Linked DNA regions of Homo sapiens: regions 2, 3 and 4 are each linked to region 1. The links are chromatin contacts, found by Hi-C or POLR2A ChIA-PET in ENCODE. All regions are on one chromosome and are shown on one strand. The core of a region is the stretch at or near the end of the contact, and the rest is flanking DNA. Distances in the headings are between cores, read along the strand shown.

Region 1 (3,448 bases), core at 652-3,151:
AAGCGATTCTCCTGCCTCAGTGTCCCGAGTAGTTGGGATTACAGGTGTGCACCACCACGCCTGGCTAATTTTTTATATTTTTGGTAGAGACAGGGTTTCATCATTTTGGCCAGGTTGGTCTTGAACTCCTGACCTCAAGTGATCCGCCCACCTCAGCCTCCCAAAGTGCTGGGATTACAGGCGTAAGCCACTGTGCCTGGCCTCAAATGCAGGCATTGTGAGGCTTACGATGGGTGCAAAGCCCTGAGCACCAGGCGGCCTCCAAGGCAGGTGATCGCCATGGGAACATTTTTGTCACTATTTTTTTCTTTTTTAGAGAAAGGGTTTCGCCATCTTGGCCAGGCTGGTCTCGAGCCCCTGGGCTCAAGCAATCCTCCCACCTCGGCCTCCCAAAGTGCTAGGATTACAGCAGTGAGCCTCCGCACCCGGCCCTCATTACTATTTTTTATTTTTATTTTTTATTTTTTGAGATGGAGTCTGGCTCTGTCACCCAGGCTAGAGTGCAGTGGCACGATCTCAGCTCACTGCAACCTCCACCTCTTGGGTTCAAGCAATTCTCCTGTCCCAGCCTCCTGAGTAGTTGGGACTACAGGCGTATGCCACCATGCCCGGCTAATTTTTATATTTTTAGTAGAGACGAGGTTTTGCCATGTTGGCCAGGCTGGTCTTGAACTCCTGACATCAGGTGATCCGCCTGCCTCGACCTCCCAAAGTGCTGGGATTATAGGCGTGAGCCACCCCTGGCCCTCGTCACTATTTTTGCTGACCCAAGCTCTTTCGGTCCCTGAACTCTCCAGCTCTTTGATCATTTCCCTTTGCCACGGCCTCCCGCCCCTGCGTCACATGCCTTGTTACTCACATTCACCCCCCAGCCCCTCCCGGCCATAACCGCATCCCTCTTTGATTTACTGCGGGAGTTTCCCATCTTCCTTCTTGTTAATGCCCTCCAACCCCCACCCAACCCTTGCTGCAGAGAATCTGCCTCCCTCTGGTTTTCCTCCTCACGGAGCCCCTGGCTCCCTCTCCCCCACCCCAAGGAAAGTCCCTGCTATTGTTTCTCCACCCCCACCCACTCCAAGGTGCCGCCCCACTCCCTGCCCTGAGCACTGAGGTGGTTCTTAAAGCAGGGATGGGTGAAGCCTGGGCGCTTCCCTCTGCCGGGTGGTCACTCATAGAACCCCTGAGTGCCCCTGCGGCCACAGCAGCTGGCATTTCCAAAGGAGCAGCTTCCAGTACTACCCCAGGTTCCGGCCACAGAACTTAACCTGGATTCACTCACTTGATCCTAAAACACTGTGACGTCTGTAGACGTCATTTGACAGCTGTAGACGAGAGCCACAGAGGGGAGGGCGGGCTCAGAGCCCACGTCCTGACCCCGGGACCACGGCTGCCAGCCCCACTGCTACACCCATGTAACGGAGGGGGAGACTGAGGCTCTGGGTGGCAAGTGGAGAGGGAAGTGGAACCATGGGGGGCCCTGCAGGACATGGCGACACCTGACGGAGAGGGACTTGGAGGGGAAAGTTGGCCTGGCCCAGGGACCTGTAGCCCCTCTGTCCCCGTGGGAATCAAGGAGGCAGAGAGAGTGCAGGGGAGGATAGAAACAAGTGGCCTGGTGATCAGGGACGGGGGCAAACCGAAGGGGATTCCCCGTTGTTGGCACGGTTACCTGAGCATCTATTTCTGGCCTCCAAACCACCCCAGAACTATCTGGGGCAAAAGGAAGTGAATAGACTGATTAACTTCCTCCAACCCCCTTTCTCCAACCTCAACTAGACTCTGAGCATTGGACCAGAGCAGCTCCAGGAAACCAGTTTCATTTCCCTCGGCCAGTTTCCCAAAAGGAGGGGTGGGCGGGGCTCTGCCAGTTTAAGGGGAGAGAAAGGGCCACAGCAGAGACAGTGGAGGGCAGTGGAGAGGACCGCGCTGTCCTGCTGTCACCAAGAGCTGGAGGTAGTGACACGGCCAGTGGTGGGGGGACAGAGAGACAGGACCCACAGAAATAGGGACTGAGAAGCAGTCAGGAGCTGGGGAGATGAGGAAGAGGGAAAAGAGGCCGGGCGCGGGGGCTCATGCCTGGAATCCCAGCACTTTGGGAGGCCGAGGTGGGTGGATCACCTAAGGTCAGGAGTTCGAGACCAGCCTGGCCAACATGGCGAAACCCCGTCTCTACTAAAAATACAAAAATTAGCCAGGTTTGGTTATGGGTGTCTGTAATCCCAGTTACTTGGGAGGCTGAAGTGGGAGGATTCTTGAACCTGGGAGGCGGAGGTTGCAGTGAGCCAAGATCTTACCACTGCACTCCAGCCTGGATGGCAGAGAAAGACTGTTAAAAAAAAAAGAAAGAAAGGAAAGAAAGAGGGAAAAGAAGAGAAAGAGACAGGAACCCGAGAGAGCTGTGGCAGAGGTGGAGACCGGTGAGGAGGGAGGCAGGGACGGTCCAGGGGACTCTGAAGGAATGGGGTTAGGGGACACAGGTCCAGAGAGCAGGACAGTGACTGGGGGAGGGCCGGCTCTAGCAGCTGGGCAGCCCATGGGAGACAGAGTCAGGCTACAGTGGTCACAGGCCTCAGTCACAACAGCCCTCCCTTCTCCTCCACCCCAGACACCATCTCCCACCGAGAGTCATGGCCCCATTGGGTGAGTAAGCAGGGGAGGGGCTCTGGAACAAGTGAGTAGAACCCCTCTCCCCCGACCTGCCACAACCCCGTTGACCCTGTCCTCCTCCTCCCAGCCCTGCACCTCCTCGTCCTCGTCCCCATCCTCCTCAGCCTGGTGGCCTCCCAGGACTGGAAGGCTGAACGCAGCCAAGACCCCTTCGAGAAATGCATGCAGGATCCTGACTATGAGCAGCTGCTCAAGGTGGTGACCTGGGGGCTCAATCGGACCCTGAAGCCCCAGAGGGTGATTGTGGTTGGCGCTGGTGTGGCCGGGCTGGTGGCCGCCAAGGTGCTCAGCGATGCTGGACACAAGGTGGGAAGCACTGCTTGCAGTCTACCTGGAGTCCCTCCTGCTGCAGGCTGGAGTCCCTGGGCACAGGGACACGGCCGCGTTCCTCCTTGAGGGGGTGGAGGTGGGGATGTGGGGGGAGAGGCTATCTTTCCCTGTAGTCTGGGGGTGAGGCCCAAGCCCCCTGCTGTCACATGTCTCCACTGAGAGGCCCCAGACTTTCCTGTCCCACGTTTTTCATCCCAGAGGGAAGTCTCACTGGCTCAAAGCTCCTCTGTCCTGGGGTGGGGCGCCTGTTGGTGGAGAGGGAAACTCTACCAAGGGGATGTGTGCCCTGAGGTCTAACCACTGACCTACTCACTGCAATCCGAGAATGAGAATGGGCCAGCCCAGGGGCTTCTACGCATATGGGTCATCTCCGAACTCCCCGAGCTGGGAAGTCCCTTTGCAGTCTAGCTGGCAGCCTTCCTCCTGCAGTCTGGAACTGCTCACTCAGTTC
Region 2 (3,448 bases), core at 635-3,134, 930 kb after region 1:
GACCCACCTGGCCCCATAATCACTCGTTAAATAGGGCTGTTTCTGGCTGAGACCTAACATCTGTTTCTAGATACCAACCTAGGTCTTAATTCAACTCCCTGGAGTCTATCTCTACCATCTGGGAGGGACAGTTAACAGCCAGGCAAGCAGAGAACCCTCAGGTTCAACACTACCCAGATAGCCTCTTGTCTTAGGACAGTTAAGAAAATGGGAGATGGGGCCAACTCCTCTTTCACTGGCATCCCAACCCAGCCAGAAGCTTTATGAGAACAGATCCCACCTCATCTTCCACACCACACACAAAACCACCAGCTGCATCAAAAAGCTTTATTTCCATTTGGTCCAAGGCTTGTTAGGATAGTTAAGAAAGCTGCCTATTGGCTGGAGGGAGAGGCTTAGGCAGAAGCCCTATTACTTTGCAAGGGGCCCTTCAGAAGTCGCTGGGCTCAGAAGGCTCTTAGTCGTGCTTGAGAGTGAGCCTTTCGAAGAGATACTCGCCCAGCCCAGCCTCCGGGCCACCCAGCCTGTGGAGGTTGGTCAGGTGGTCACCCATCTTCTTGATAAGCTTCACTTCCTCATCTAGGAAGTGAGTCTCCAGGAAGTCACAGAGCTGAGAGAGAAGAGGGAGAAATTAGAAACCCAATCCCTGGAAAAGAGGGGGAGAGAGCAGCCAGTTGCAGATTAAAATGTGACAGGTGTGAAATGAGGCTCTGAAGGAAATTTGCCCAAAGGGAGCAGAGGCTTGAGGGGTATGGTTGGGTAGCCATGGATGCAGCGGGTACGTACATGGGGGTCCGTGCGGGCAGAACCCAGGGCATGAAGATCCAAAAGGGCCTGGTTCAGCTTTTTCTCCAGGGCCATGGCAGCTTTCATGGCGTCTGGGGTTTTACCCCACTCATCTTCAGCTGGCTTCTATATAGAAGGGAGAAATGGCTCAGAATACACACACTCGGCACATAGAACTAAACCTACATTTCCCAAGAGTCGTTGGGGGTCAGAGGCCCAGGCCACAAAGACATGTGACAGCTTGTATTTATCACTCTCCGCACCCTGTCCTAGCTCTTACAGCTATACGTCCCTAAGACCACGCAGCGGTGTGGACTGCCGCGTGTTGTGGGCACTGCACGAGGTGCGCCTCTATTTCCAGCGGTTAAGAGGGCTCACAAGACCGAACTCAATCTCCCAGAAGCCCACGCGACACCTACGCCCTCAAATCAAGGCTCCTCGCGCGCACGGCCTGCTGGGAGATGTAGTCCATTACCCACACACTAGTTACCTTGATGTCCTGGAAGAGAGCGCGGCCGCCACGCTGGTTTTGCATCTTCAGGAGACGCTCGTAGCCCTCGCGCTTCTCCTCGGCCAATTCGCGGAAGAAGTGGCTCACGCCTTCCAGAGCCACATCATCGCGGTCGAAATAGAAGCCCTACGGGAAGAGATGGAGGCAACAATGGTTAGCGGGAGGCGAGGCCAAGGGGACTCCGCCCTCTGTTTACCCGACCGCACAAAGAAGGCTGGCGCGTGCAGTGAGGGCCGGAGGTGCGCAGCTGGAGGAAATTAGGGCCAGGGGCGTCCTGGGGACTCACCAGAGAGAGGTAGGTGTAGGAGGCCTGCAGGTACAAATTGACCAGGCTGTTGACGGCTGCCTCCACGTCGGTGGAATAATTCTGACGAATCTGGGAGCTCATGGTTGGTTGGCAAGAAGGAGCTAACCACAAAAACGGTGCTGGCAGGTCCCAGAAGCAGGAGATGGCCGAGAAGATGGTCCCGGAGGTTGCAAGCGGAGAGGAAATCGGAGGGCGGTCGGAGGCTGGAAGAGAGTCCCCGGATCTGTTCCGTCCAAACACTGTTGAAGCAAGAGACAGACCCGCGGGACCGCCGAACTGCGAGGGGACGTGGCTAGGGCGGCTTCTTTTATGGTGCGCCGGCCCTCGGAGGCAGGGCGCTCGGGGAGGGCTAGCGGCCAATCTGCGGTGGCAGGAGGCGGGGCCGAAGGCCGTGCCTGACCAATCCGGAGCACATAGGAGTCTCAGCCCCCCGCCCCAAAGCAAGGGGAAGTCACGCGCCTGTAGCGCCAGCGTGTTGTGAAATGGGGGCTTGGGGGGGTTGGGGCCCTGGGGCTGATTCTGGAAATGCAGGGGTTCGTGGGCGGGAGGGTGGGGGCTGGGGTCCCTCTGGGAGGCTAGAGTTTTATGGGAGCACTAACAGCCCTGTGAACTGATGACCCTGGGGTCCTGGGGTGCCTCGGGAAAGTAAGATTCTGGGGTTTCCGAGGGCATGGATTTTTCTGGAACCTTGAGTGGGGGGAGGGGCACCTCAAAGGTGCAGGGAGGACCTGTAGTTGCCTGAGGTTTGCGCTGCGAGATAAGGAGTCTCCGGATCCTTGGGAAGCTTGGAAGGCTGTGAGGTGTTATTTCTGGACCCCTGGAGATCTCTGGAAGATGGAGTGTTGCGGGGACTGGAGTCCTGGGATTTACAGGGGTGGGGGTTCACGATGCAAACTCTCTATATTTTGGAGCCCTCCCCGGGGAAATCTTTAGGTTCTTGAGGTGCTCTGCAAGTTGGAAAGGGCAGTTATTCTGGAGCCGTGGGTTTCACCCAGTGCGGGAAGCCCAGGAGGAGCATTGTATGAGGTAGGGTGACTTCTGGAACCCTGGACAGCCCTCTGGAACCCTCCAAAGATGGGCTGGGACTTTGGGGATACCTTGGAGCTCTTTCAGGGGCCCAGGCTTTTTCTGGGAGTGGAAATGGGGAGGAATGAAAAGTCTGTTTTGAGCTTTGCGGTGTCTCTGGGATTGCATTTCCTGGAGGCTGTTTTGGAGACAACTCACAGACTTCGAGAATTCTCCGTGGCCCTGAACAGTGTCTCTGAAGTTGCCCTCGTGTCTTGCCTGACGTGTGCTCCTTCAGGCCCACAAAGAGAAGCCCTGCGTTGTGGACAAACAGTCTGGGGACCTATGGACGAGACGTCTGTCTTCGACTAATGCATATTTTTTAAGTGGGCCTGGTCCACGTTGATTTCTGGGAGACGGAGTCGGCGCAAACCTTGACTCTACTTAAGTGCCCTGATGGAGGCAGCCCGTGCGCTGGGCAGGGAGCTGAAGCCACTGGGGTGTGGGGTGAGGTCAGGCCCTGCCCTACAGAGGAGCTGCTCCGAACAGCCCAGGCGGGGCAGCCCCTGACCGAGGGGATCTGCAGATGCCCCGCCAGGCCGGTATCTGGGGTCCTTGTTGCAGGCAGCGACTGCTGAGTCATGCTGAGCTCAGCGCGGGAAGGGGCCCCCGCGGGGACGGATGGGGGTGGGGCCACTCGCTGACCTCATCCCCTTGGCACTCCCCGACTTTTTTGGTGGGACCCTCAGAACTAGACCTGGCTCAGACCCAAATCGGGCCCCCTACCCCAAGGTCCCCCCTTGTTGGAAGCCGGCTGTGTGCTTTGTCTCCGTGTCTTT
Region 3 (3,448 bases), core at 471-2,970, 540 kb before region 1:
GAAAGTGTTCCCCATTCAAAGAAGGTCCCCAAACCCCGCAAAAAGGACCCCATTCCCTGCATGAAGAAGCCCCGCTAATTCCTACACGGGGAAGCCTCAGTGCCCACAGAAATGAGGCTCCCCCATCCTTAATACAGAGACTTCCCCTGTGACTCCATGCAGATGGGAACCACTAATCTTTATACCCACAATCACCCCATATCCTACAGAGAAGGTCCCTTGGAATCTATTTTTTGTTTTTGTTTCTGTTTTTTCCCAGCAGGGTCTCGCTCCGTCTCCCAGGCTGGAGTGCAGTGGCAAGATTTGGGCTCACTGCAACCTCCGTCTCCTGGGCTCAAGTGATCCTCTCACCTCAGACTCCTGAGTAGCTGGGACTACAGGCACACCCCCACAAGCCCAGCTAATTTAGTATTTTTTGTAGTGACGGGGTTTTGCCATGTTGGCCAGGCTGGCCTTGAACTGCTGGGCTCAGGTGATCCACCCACCTTGGCCTCCCAAGGTGCTGGGACTACAGGTATGAGCCACCGCACTGGGCCATTTTTGTTGTTGCTGTTGCTTGTTTTTTAGAGACGGGGTCTCACTCTGTCACCCAGGCTGGAGTGCAGTGACGTGATCACAGCTCACTGCAGCCTCAACTGCCTCCTAAGTATCTGGGACTACAGGCATGCACCACCACACCTGGCTGATTTTTAATTTTTTGTAGAGACAAGGTCTCGCCATGTTGCCCAGGCTGGTCTTGAACTCCTGGCCTCAAGCAATCCTCCTGCCTCGGTATCCCAGAGTGCTGGGATGACAGGCGTGAGCCCCTGCACCTGGCTCCCTCTGAGTCTTCACTCAGAGAAGTGGCCCAGACCCTGCCCAGAGGATGCCATCCCCGGATGTGGAGAATCCAGTCACATGCAAAGACCTCCCAGTCTGGCCGGGCTCGGCGGCTCATGCCTGTCATCCCAGCACTTTGGGAGGCTGAGGCGGGTGGATCACCTGAGGTTGGGGGTTTGAGACCAGCCTGGTCAACATGGCGAAACCCGTCTCTATTAAAAATACAAAAATAGCCAGGCATGGTGGCGCAGGCCTGTAATCCCAGCTACCCCAGGCAGGAGAATTGTTTGAACTCAGGAGGCGGATGTTGTAGTGAGCCGAGATCGCACCAATGCAGTCCAGCCCCGGGGGCAGAGCGAGACTCCATCTCAAAAAAAAAACCAAAAACCAAAAAACAAAAACAAACAAAAAAACCCAGTCTACACACACAGACCCCCATCCCCATCAAGCAAAAGGAACCCAATTTACAACCAGAGAATCCCATCTCCACCAGAGATGCCCCCCCAATCACTTATAGAAAAAGAAACACCCTCCCTGCTGAGTGAAGGGGATCCCTCACCCCACACAGATATGAGACCCACCCCATCTCATACAAGGAAGGAAACTCCTGTCACAAAGGGAAGGGACCCTCTTCCCCATGCAGAGTCGAGACCCTCACCCTAAACTGATGCGGGAACCCCCATCCCGCACAGCAAAGGGAGCCTCCTCCTCACACAGCGAAGGTTCCTCCTTCTCCCAACCCTACAAACAGAGGGGTCCCAAATCCCCATCCAGAAAAGAAGAGCCCCATCCCCACACAGGGAGGGGGTCCTGGCGCCACCTGGTTTTGCCTCAGGCATGTCGGGGGACCTCCTCCTGCTCCTCTGACCGCAGCCGCGTCCCGCTAGGCCCTAGGGAGGACAGGTGGGCCCCTAAGGGGAGCCTTTTAATGAGTCCTGAGACTCCCAGAAGGCTCCGGGAGACATCAGACCACAGGGCCGCCCCACATTCCGCCCGCATGTTCTAAAGGGCGAGAAATAACAGCTGGACCTAGGGAGATGGCTGAGAGCCAGGTCCCCAGGGAGGAGGGGCTGGGGCTCGGACACCTGGGTCTGAGGGAGGAGGGGGCTGGGGCTCGGACTCCAGAATCTCAGGGAGGAGGGGACTGGGTGCTTGGACCCCTGAGTCTGGGAGCAGAAGCAACTGGGGTCCCAGATTCTTGGGTTCCCTAGAAAGGACGAGCGCCTGGACGCCTGGGTCCCGGGAGAAGGAAGAGGAAGAGACTGAGGGTCTCAAGGGGGTAAGGGCTGCGGGCCAGAGCTCTGGCATGAAGCAGGGAGGGGAGGGACAGGGTCTAGGAAGCCATTCTTAGCATCTGCAAGTCAGGAGTTTTCGGGAAACCGGAGCCGGGAGGGAGGGTCCGGTTTCCTAGCGTAGGCAGGACGGCGGCGGGGGGAGGAGGTCCCTGCGCCTCCGGGGAGGGCGCCGCGGCTCTGGGACTCCGGAGTTTCGCGCCCCGGGCGTGGGCAAACCCAAAGAGCTGGGGCCCCGGCCATCTGGGACCCCGGACTGGCCGCCGCCCCTCCTGGGACCGCTCCCCGCGACTCTTCCCGGAGCGGGCACGGCAGGCACCGGACGCGGGTAGGGGGTGGGCGTCCCCGGTGGGGGCGGGTGGGAGGCTGGGAAGGCCCTGGAGGGCTGCCCGGACGTTGGCGCCCTTCCCGGCAGGGGGACCTGTGACTTTCTGAATGGGGTGGCTCTGGACGCGGCGGGGAGCCGAGGGGGCGGGGCCTGGGGAGGGGCGGGGCTTGGGGACACCAGGTGTTGTGGGGAGGAAGGAGGGAAAGGGTGTTGGGGACTTAGGGTTAAGGCTGGGGGACTGCCTGGCTAGTAACGCAGCGTGAGGGACCCGGTGTGAGGAAAACAAGTCCCTCCGCTTTTTTTTCCTGTTCATCTTCCCCCTCCTCCTTTTCCAAAACCCCCTACGAGCCGGAAATTTCTCCGCCTCCGGGGAGCGTCCAGCCAATCCGGCGTCAGTTCCATGTGATGTCACGGGTTGCCAGGCAGACTGCCACTGCGCTCCCGCGAGCCCCGCTAAGTTGGGGAGGGGCCCAGGCCTGCAGTGCCGCGGCCACCTGAAGCCTCGCGTCCCTCGCTGCCAGCCCGAGGGCTCAATTCAGAGGGAAGGGGACAGACACCCAGACGGAAGGGGAAGCGGGGAGGAGGTGGAGAACTTCAGTTGGCAGGAATAGAGGAAGACATAAACGGAACCCTCTGTGCCTGCGCGTCAAGCCTCTTATTTCTCGGCATTAAGGTTCAGATAGGTTTTGCTGTATGGTGTCTTTGTGATTTGTTTGTTTGTTTTTGAGACAGGGTCTCGCCGTGTCTGGAGTGCAGGGGCACGATCACGGCTCACTGCAGCCTCAACTTCCTGTGCTCAAGTGACCCTCCCACCTCAGTAGTTCGGAGTAGCTGGAATTACAGGCATACGCCACCACACCCCGCTAATTTTTTATTTTTTTTGTAGACGGGTGGGAAGGGGATCTCACTATCTTGCCCAGGCTGGTTTCAAACTCCTGTACTCAAGCGATCCTCCTGCCTTGGCCCCCCAAAGTGTTGGGATTACAGAGCCACCGCGCCAGCATATAAT
Region 4 (3,448 bases), core at 506-3,005, 530 kb after region 1:
GCTGGAGAGGGTGTTGTTCCCCAGCTGGTGCTCCTGGTTCTCCTCTTTGTGGTAGTTCCCAGGGAGGCCCCGGAAGTCCATGGGGGCAGAGAATAAGCTGTCTATGCCCCGAAGCAGGTTACCCTGGGGCCGGAGGAGGGACTGGTGAGCTGCTGGACCTCACATCTCCTCAGTACAGCCCCTTCTGCAGCCCTGCTAGGATGCTCCCGAGGCCTTGCCCCAAGTCCCTCCCATCCCCTTTACTTTCTGCCCTCTGATACTTAGGGCCTAACCTCCGGCCTCCATCCCCCATGAATTCTCTCTCTATTCTCAGTCCCATTGCCTTACTATCCCTGTTCCTCTTCTGTCCCCATCCCCCTCTCCTCCTGTCTCTTTCCCCAGTCTCTTGTCTCTGTCCCATCTCCTCTCTCTTTGCCTGTTACCTTTCCTCTCTTATTTATGCACGTATATATTTATTTGTTTAGAGACAGGGTCTCCTTGTTCTGTCATCCAGGCTGGAGTGCAGTGGTGCTATCATGGCTTACTGCAGCCTCGACCTCCTGGGCTCAAGGGATCCTTCTGCCTCAGCCTCCCAAGCAGCTGGGATTATAGGCGCATGTACCTGCAACTATTTTTTATATTTTTTTGTACAGATGAGGGTCTCACTATGTTACCCAGGCTGGTCTCCAAGTACTGGGCTCCAATGATCCTTCTGCCTCAGCCTCCCAAAGTGCTGTGATTATAGCCTGGGCCCAGTCCCTTCCCTCTTCCTATCTCTTGGTCTCCCTGTTGCCCTCTCATCCTGTCTGTCCCCCTGCCTGGCCCTGAACCATCTCCCACTCTGTGTCCCTGAACCTCTTCTCAGTACTTCTTCCCCCATCCCCCCGCCATCGCTTACTTTCAGGAAAAGTCGGCTGAAGCCTTGGAGTAGGCTCTGGAGGCCTGTGAGACCCAAGGAGCTCTCTTGGGCGTCAGCATCATGGATAGGAGCTGCAGCGGAGGGGATCACCAGGGTAGAGAGGAGCAGCAGCAGGACCAGCAGATGCCGCCTTGCGGGGGCAGGTGGGGAGGCTGTGGCAAGGGTCGGGGTCAGAGCCCCGCACAGTGGCCACGCCCCCACCCAAGACGCCCCTCTCCAGCACCTTGCCCAGGTCGCCTCCCCAGTTCAGGCAACTCCCACACCGCGCTCATTTCCCCCACTGCTTCTTTCTTCTACTCCCACACCCTCCACCTTGCCAGGCCCCGTCTTCTCCCAGGTCTGGCTCTTCTGGGTTCTGTCTCATATGCTTTTTTTTTTTTTTTTTTGAGACCGAGACTCTGTAGTCCAGGCTGGAGTACAGTGGCACAATCACGGCTCACTGCAGCCTCGACCTCCCCGGGCTCAGGTGATTCTCCCACCTCAGCCCCCCGAAGTAGCTGGGACCACAGGCGCGCGCCTCCACGCCCGGCTAATTTTTGTATTTTTTGTAGAGACAGGGTTTCGACATATTGCCCAGGCTGGTCTCGAACTCCTGATCTCAAGCGATCCGCCCACCTGGGCCTCCCAAAGTGTTGGGATTGCAGGCGTAAGCCACAGCACCCGGCCTCATCCAATGGTCTTTTCCTCACTTTCGCCCACGTTCACCACCAGATCTCAATCCTCACCTTCTCCCATACCCCGCCCCTTCTTCTGGGCTCCGCCTTTATGCTAGACCACAGCCCGGGTCACCGGACTCCCGGATTCCGGCCGCCCACGTACTGTTAAAGCCAAACAGTTATGGTCTCGAGCCCAGGTCTGGTCTAGAGCGTTGGTTGCGCTCCGCGAGCCGTAGCCACGCCCCTATTGTCTGACCACGCTCCAAACTTGCCGGCCTCACCCAGGAGCCCGGGCCTCTACTCCATGACCACGCCCTTGGTGACACAGCCACGCCCCATCCTTCGTTCACCACACCCCTTAAGCCAGAGCCGTGAGTTCATTCCCTGGCCACGCCCACACAGTCAGACCACGCCCACGTCAGTTGACCTCAGTCCTGGAGACCAAGTCCTGGAAGTCCTGGCGGTGTTCTCTGATTGCGGCCCTCGTTTCGGAGTCCCGCCCAATCGCAATGGCCACGCCCCTTGGCTGAAAGCCACGCCCCTGCACTGGGCCACGCCCCTGCACTGGACCACGCCCCTGCGTCCCAGATCTTGCCCTCATCACCCCAAGTTCCAGTCCTAGGCTCCTCCTACTGGAGACACCGGAGTACAAGCATCCCTTTTAGCTCTCACTCTAATTGTGTATCTGTTTCGGAACCTTTTCTCCGTGTCCCTTCTGGTTTTCCCGCTCCCGCTCCACTAAAAAGTCCCGTTGTCTCCGGAAACCCTAAATCCAGTCTTATATTTCATCTTCCAAGGAACCCAGAATCAGACTTCCTTTTCCCTGAGGACCTCAGGTCCGGACTCCCGCCCCCTCTAGTCCCGTAATTTTGAACACGCAGCCTTTCACCCTTAAGGGACCGGGCCCTAAGCCATCTTCCCTCAGGCACCAAAGCTCTCTTCCCCGTCCCGGGACAGCCGCCAGCCGTCTCCAGTCCACTAGCGCCTGTAGATGAGGAATCTGCACCTACGTGGGCCTCCAATAAACTCCCGGTGGTCCTGCCCACGACTCTTAACTGTGGTGAGGTCACAAGGAAACCAGGTCGTCATAGGAATCAGTCAAAACCCATCCCCAGACCCCAATCCTCAAAAAAAAAAAAAAACAAAAAAAACAAAAAACAAAAAAACCAAAAACCAAACAGAAAAAAAGAAAAAAAACCTCAGGGCTTAACAGTAAAGACTCTTTGTATTCGTATCACTTCCGCACCCCCAATACACAAACACGAGGGTAGCCGGGATTCCAGGCGCCTAGCCCCGTCCCCTCTCAGACCTAGGAGCCCATATCTCTCTCCAGCCGCTTCCTCTCCCAGACCCAGGAGTCCCAGCCCCCAGACCCAGGAGTCCCAGCCCCCAGCCTCTCCTCCCTCAGATCAGGGGTTTCTGGCTCCTATCAGCCTTTTCCCTCCGACTTGGAGTCCGAACCCCCAATCCCCCTCCTTTCCCAAGCACCCAAATCCTGAGTTCCTACCAGCCCCGAGATAGACTAATCTCTCCCAAAGCAAAAATCCTTCCCCAAACTGTCACCGTCGGATCCCCCTTCCCGCTGTCCGCCGGCCGGGCCCGCCCCCCCCTCCGGTCCCTCCCACTTTTCCCAAACAAAGCTCCCGGCAACTTTCTCCCTCGCAGCGCCCCGCCCGCCCGCGGCTCCCCAGCCCCAGGCCGGGAGGTAGGAAGGCGCCGGCGGGAGTCGGGGATCCTGCTTTGGGGTGTGTGAGTTGGGGTGGGGAGTTGCTTCTTAGGAGGTGAGGCGTGCGTTTGCGGGACCGTCTCTGAATGGTTCGCAGCCCTCTTTTTGCCCGGGGGCCCGAATTTGCTCCCGTGACCGAGCCTCAGTGAGGAGTGGGAACTCTGGCCG

Evidence for each region. A loop is a pair of places that touch in the nucleus more often than their neighbours do. ChIA-PET counts read pairs that join two places held with the same protein, here RNA polymerase II (POLR2A). Pooled maps may share reads with other maps.
Region 2: a loop to region 1 is called in a pooled map, with 4 times the contacts of the local background. The contact joins the promoter of FTL here to the promoter of IL4I1 in region 1. A Hi-C loop is called at or near these places in 1 of 50 pooled maps. POLR2A ChIA-PET finds 5 or more read pairs at or near these places in 2 of 52 experiments (Caco-2 and activated CD4-positive, alpha-beta T cell).
Region 3: a loop to region 1 is called in a map with no recorded cell type, with 5 times the contacts of the local background. The contact joins the promoter of MYBPC2 here to the promoter of IL4I1 in region 1. A Hi-C loop is called at or near these places in 1 of 37 single-sample maps with no recorded cell type and 4 of 50 pooled maps. POLR2A ChIA-PET finds 5 or more read pairs at or near these places in 1 of 52 experiments (activated B cell).
Region 4: a loop to region 1 is called in a pooled map, with 4 times the contacts of the local background. The contact joins the promoter of DKKL1 here to the promoter of IL4I1 in region 1. A Hi-C loop is called at or near these places in 1 of 50 pooled maps. POLR2A ChIA-PET finds 5 or more read pairs at or near these places in 2 of 52 experiments (RWPE1 and activated T-cell).

Annotation. Positions count from the first base shown.
Region 1 is chr19:49,895,340-49,898,787 of GRCh38, reverse strand. It overlaps IL4I1 (interleukin 4 induced 1), which reads left to right and starts at 1,901. Exons shown (of 8, transcript NM_152899.2): 1 at 1,901-1,953; 2 at 2,606-2,640; 3 at 2,735-2,973. The coding sequence starts at 2,628. RefSeq lists enhancers at 792-971, 3,366-3,415.
Region 2 is chr19:48,963,745-48,967,192 of GRCh38, reverse strand. FTL (ferritin light chain) reads right to left here and starts at 1,884. Exons shown (of 4, transcript NM_000146.4): 1 at 1,584-1,884; 2 at 1,277-1,423; 3 at 787-912; 4 at 314-610. The coding sequence starts at 1,685. The coding sequence ends at 458. RefSeq lists enhancers at 1,595-1,644, 3,194-3,303, a silencer at 1,895-2,054 and a cis regulatory region at 2,985-3,448.
Region 3 is chr19:50,431,164-50,434,611 of GRCh38, reverse strand. It overlaps MYBPC2 (myosin binding protein C2), which reads right to left and starts at 1,720. Exons shown (of 28, transcript NM_004533.4): 1 at 1,640-1,720. The coding sequence starts at 1,658. It overlaps SPIB (Spi-B transcription factor), which reads right to left. Exons shown (of 6, transcript NM_003121.5): 6 at 3,298-3,448. RefSeq lists enhancers at 1-341, 1,156-1,914 and silencers at 2,264-2,483, 2,514-2,603.
Region 4 is chr19:49,362,184-49,365,631 of GRCh38, reverse strand. It overlaps DKKL1 (dickkopf like acrosomal protein 1), which reads right to left and starts at 1,755. Exons shown (of 5, transcript NM_014419.4): 1 at 1,624-1,755; 2 at 878-1,050; 3 at 1-123. The coding sequence starts at 1,633. TEAD2 (TEA domain transcription factor 2) reads left to right here and starts at 3,216. Exons shown (of 13, transcript NM_001256660.2): 1 at 3,216-3,299. RefSeq lists an enhancer at 3,423-3,448.